Linked DNA regions of Homo sapiens: region 1 is linked to region 2. Evidence: chromatin loops called from intact Hi-C (ENCODE). Cell type or tissue: endothelial cell of umbilical vein. All regions are shown on one strand.

Region 1 (2,500 bases), 81 kb after region 2:
TTGTTCATTTCAATACAATTTTACCAATATAGTATTTTTTCAAATGCTTTTGACTTCTCACATGTTTTAGAAATATAGAATGAAAACATTTAGTTTATTCAATTTATGAAACACATCTTCCATTTGCCCTAATTGCCAAAGGTAGTTCCCTTTGTTAAATAAATTAACCAATTTGGACTTACTTTATGTTATAAAAAGTTATATTTCATTTTTATTACAATACAGTGATAAATTTATTGTATTTCATATTTTATAAAGTATACCAAACAATAAATTATATATTTATCATGTAGATGACAAATATCATGTCAAGATTAAACTGCTGTAGGTCACTATAGTTTCTATCTTATAAGAAAAAGATAAATCAATATTCTGTTTCACGTTAATTTATTATAAAGCAAGATAATGTTTAGCCAAATTTATTACATTTTTAAGGAAGTAATAAATATGATAGAAAGCAGGAAATTCCTTCTGTGTATGGATATGTATTGAAGCTTTTTCTCATTATATTTTTAATTCCCTCTTATTTTTTAAAATATTAAAACCATATTTATATGTTGTATTATAATTCTACTAGGTAATGAATTTGCATATCTCATCCTGTTTTATTTTTCTCTGACTCTTACTCATGGTGTCTTACTTCTATTTCTGTTTTGTGATTTTTTATTGTAAGCTCATATTGGCTGTAATTCTATCAGTGGGAAATTTTTGAGGCTGGATTTGGGCATACATTCTTCTAGGAAGGATTTTTGTTGCTTCTGCAAGGTACCTATGGGCATTAAATCTGAGTCCATTTTAAATTAGGCATTAAAGCATGGTCCATCTTAAATTGTACGTCTCTATTTTTAATTTTCAGAATTATTGCAAATAGTATAGATCTAACATGTATATGAAGGCTGGCTTGTGTCCATGTATTCACTGGGGACAAAAAAAAAAAAAAACAAAACCGGCCGGGCGCGGTGGCTCACGTCTGTAATCCCAGCACTTTGGGAAGCCGAGGCGGGCGGATCACGAGGTCAGGAGATCGAGACTATCCTTGCTAACGTTGTGAAACCCCGTCTCTACTAAAAATACAAAAAATTAGCCGGGCGCAGTGGCAGGTGCCTGTAGTCGCATCTACTCCGGAGGCTGAGGCAGGAGAATGGCGTGAATCCGGGAGGCGGAGCTTGCAGTGAGCCGAGATTGCACCACTGCACTCCGGCACAGGCGACAGAGCGAGACTCCGTCTCAAAAACAAAACAAAACAAAACTCCCCTCACCTCCAGGTCCTAGGCAATATTCCTTATTGTCTGCTTGTGCATGAAGGGGTCTTCCACCTTGTTCCACCTTTCTCTGAAGGCATATTTCTTCCTGGGTCTCACTTTTTGTATATAGTAATCTTACTTATGGCGCCTCTTCCTGCCCTGTTTGAAGGCTGTTTTTTTTTTTCAGCGCCCTCTACAGGCCAAAGACCTAATTCCTCTGGATTCATACACCTACCCAGACTGCCCATAGTTTCAATTCTCAATTGTCTATCTGGTCTGTTGTTCCTGATCTTAGTGAATTTTCCTTTCATTCTTACAGATTTGTGTAACAATTTGGAATAAACTTTAAAAAATTATTTTATAGAAAATATATATTATCTAGCACCCTTGTATGTCAGGATCCCTACTATGCTGTATTGCCAGAACCAGAAATCTTAGATGTAAATTTTGTCCATGTTTAGACAGTAGCAAGTGTTACCATGAATAGTTTGACTAGTGGATTTTATTTTGCATTTTTAGATTTTTATGTACAACTTTCCTCAATAGCCTGGTTAAAATATCCTTAGGAAGAAAATAGAAAAAAGATTCCTGGAAGTACAAAATGATGCGTTGAAAACTTTCTGATTTGGACTTAGGCCAATTATTTTAGTCCTAACTTCCTGTCTGCAGTGAATGGTCCAGGGATGGGGATGTGATTTAAGCAGGCCAAGCCGAGTCCTTCTGTGGGATTTTAGAAAGAACACTAGGAAAGAGAAAAATATTCTCCTTTTCTTGCATCTTGAACTGCAAGGATGGGCTTTTCAATCTGCAGGTGATTGCATCCTTTGAAAGCCTGTTTGCATAGCAGACAATGAAGCTGAGCAGAGAAAAACAAGATGAGAGACAGATGGAGTAGGAGACCTGAGAAGATGGCTTGAGTCCATGAATTCTGGTGTTCCCTAGGCCACATTTGCCCCCATCCTTCCCAGGTATGTGAATCAATAACAACTTCCTCCATTTATTTGTTTATAATTTTTTTTCGCTTAAGCTGTTTTGAATTGAATTTCTGTGACTTGTAATAAAAAAGCCCTAACCAGTAGAGCTCACAGTCAAAATATAGAAAGGGGCATCTGCCTGTAGTCCCAGCTACTTGGGAGGCTGAGGTGGGAGGATTGGCTGAGTTTGGGAGGTCGAGGCTGCAGTGAGCTACGATTGCACTACTGCACTCCAGCCTGAGCGACAGAGTGAGACCCTGTCTTTATAAAAATCACCAAAAA
Region 2 (2,500 bases):
AGCATTAGGTATATCTCCCAGTGCTATCCCTCCCCCTTCCCCGCACCCCACAACAGTCCCCAGAGTGTGATGTTCCCCTTCCTGTGGCCATGTGTTCTCATTCATGGCATGCTAAGTTTTAAAGAAAGGAGGTATCCAAACTTTGGATATAATATGTTCCCATTTTTGTACTTTAAATATGTAAATATTCTTATATATAAACATCTGGAAGGCTACATAGCAAATGCTAACAGTGGTTTGATCTAAGCTATTTGACACAGGCTTCTCTATTTTCTTCTTTAAATTTCCCCTTATTTTCCGAAAAAAAAGTTTTTGCCATGAGAAAATAGAAATTCATTTTACAAGTTTACTTCTGTTAAAAGAAATAAAATGGTTAATTCTCGTGGAACATCTTTGGAATAAAAAGAGTGTTTACTCTTTAATAAACATATCTACATATTTATAAATATACAAATATTTATAAATTATATTAGTGTATATGTAGTATATGTGCGTTTGGGTTCCAGTGGCTAAATATACATGTCTATTTATATAAAGGCTATATATGCATAGTCTAGGAAATCTAGAAAATATGCTTTTTTGATGTGGTCAAATTTTCTTTTGTAAAAAGATTAAGTGACTCTGCATAATGGTGTGTTTTTTCCCTTAGAAATTCTAGTCCTTTCCAGGTGGGAAAAATCACTGCCTCGGCTCTGGATCTTTCAACCAAGGCTTGGAGAGTGGTTGCATAGCAACTACTGTTGGCGTAAATGACCAGTCTTGGTTCTCTGGGGGATGATATTGACTTGCACAATAAAATGATGCATTCAGATACTTTGCCAGCTATAATAGGATAAAAGAGCTAGGACCTTTTAGGAGCCATTTGAAAAAAGACTTGGTAAAATGGAGAGCTTCAGTTTGTTCCGTTGGAAATGATGAATCAAATACAGGACAGCTTTGAACAATGAAATTCAACAATGCAAATTCCTCAGGAAAGGAATCATTTCCCTTCTTTTCATCAACATTCATTAAGTTCCTACCAGGTACCAAGCTCTGTACTAGTTGCTAGGGATATAGTAATGATAACAAGCAGTCTCTACCATTTGGGAGCTTACAGGACAGTAGGAAAAACACAAAAGCTAATAACTCTAATACCTGATGCTAAGTGATCAAAGTATATGGGAGGATGTTATGGGACACAGAGAAAGCATATCCAGTGCTACCTTGGGATTGTTCAATAAGCCTTTCTTGAGCAGTGACTGTGTGTTTTGACATGGGGCTACAAAGATGAAAGAGACTTGGCGCCTGGCCATAAGGATTTAAAACCTGACAGAAGAGACATATAAACAATTCAATCTAATACAATGTGGTAAATGCTCAGCTAGCAGAGGGATTAAAGTATGAGAGCACAGAGGTAGAGATTAATGAATGATTTAATGCCTACTTAATACTCTATTGTTTGCAAAACCCTTAAACATACGTGATCTCATTTGATGTTTATGAACAGGTAGGATTTATCTTTCTCTTATTGATGAAGAAACTCAGGCTCAAAGATGTTGTGATTTGTCTAAGGTTGGTGTCATAGTCTGCTTGAACTGTTGTGATAAAATAAGACAGACTGGGTTACTTAAACAATAAAAATGTATTTTTTTACAGTTCTGGAGGCCAAAAGTCCCAGATCAAGGTCATATGGAGCTGGTTCCAGGTAAGGGTTCTCTTCCTGGCTTGCAGATGGCTACCTTCTGTTTGTGTCCTCACATGGTGGAGAAGGAGAGACAGTGAGCAAGCTCTCTAGTATCTCTTCTTATAGGGACATTAATCCTATGTGACCAGAGCCCCATCTTTTTGATCTTATTTAACTTTACTTCCAGGGAGGCCCCATGTCCAAATAGAGCCGTGCTGAGAGGTTAGGGCTTCAAAATAGGAATTTTTGGCGAACACAGACACTCAACGCATAAGAGTTGGGCTATGTACTTGGGGCTTCAGCCAATAAATCGGGTGTGTCTGTGTGTGTGTGTGTGTGTGTGTGTGTGTGTGTGTGTGCTTGTGTATTTCCTTCACCATATTAGATCTATGAGGCATTTTCTCCCAATGTGATGAATCTGTGACTCCCTCTTAACATTGAAGACATAAACAGGTCTGACATTTTGGGTCTCTGGCTACTCTTCCTTTCCCAGCTTATCTTTAGGACTTGCTGACATGCAGTCCTTTCTACAGTGCTCTCCTTGGGCTTATGCACAGTCCATCTGTACCCATTTAGGTCTTGTCACTTGGAATCTTCAGTTGTAAGGAGATCATGACCTGGAAGCTAGTTCTGTTTAAAAAGAATTGGGTGCCTGGGGCAGGTCCCCATTGCCCTATCCAGGATGAGACTGCAGCCTGCTCCAGGACCATTTAGAGAAGTAGGAAGGAGGTGGTAGAGGTAGCCAAGGCAGCAGCCAGGACTTACAGGGCTGGGAAGGGCATTTTGCCCAACAGCAGCAGCTGCCGTTACATGTTGGGCTTCCTGTCTTCTTACCCT

Evidence for each region. Hi-C counts contacts between places; a loop is a spot of excess contacts. Peaks named below come from ENCODE experiments on the same cell type or tissue, not always from the same donor. Only the 100,000 strongest peaks of a DNase experiment are listed, where the experiment ranks them.
Region 1: a loop joins it to region 2, with 4 times the contacts of the local background. A loop is called at or near these places in 4 of 110 quality-filtered maps.

The regions. Positions count from the first base shown.
Region 1 is chr2:37,534,940-37,537,439 of GRCh38, forward strand. No RefSeq gene overlaps it. Among named protein-coding and RNA genes, the nearest start is that of LINC03063, 26 kb to the right of the region's middle. RefSeq lists an enhancer at 1,272-1,511. In endothelial cell of umbilical vein, a CTCF peak has its summit at 1,459 (motif pointing left); a DNase peak (open chromatin) is centred at 1,392; H3K4me3 peaks cover 512 bases; H3K27ac peaks cover 771 bases.
Region 2 is chr2:37,454,190-37,456,689 of GRCh38, forward strand. No RefSeq gene overlaps it. Among named protein-coding and RNA genes, the nearest start is that of LINC03063, 110 kb to the right of the region's middle. In endothelial cell of umbilical vein, no CTCF peak of the experiment used is centred here; a DNase peak (open chromatin) is centred at 1,072; H3K27ac peaks cover 2,500 bases.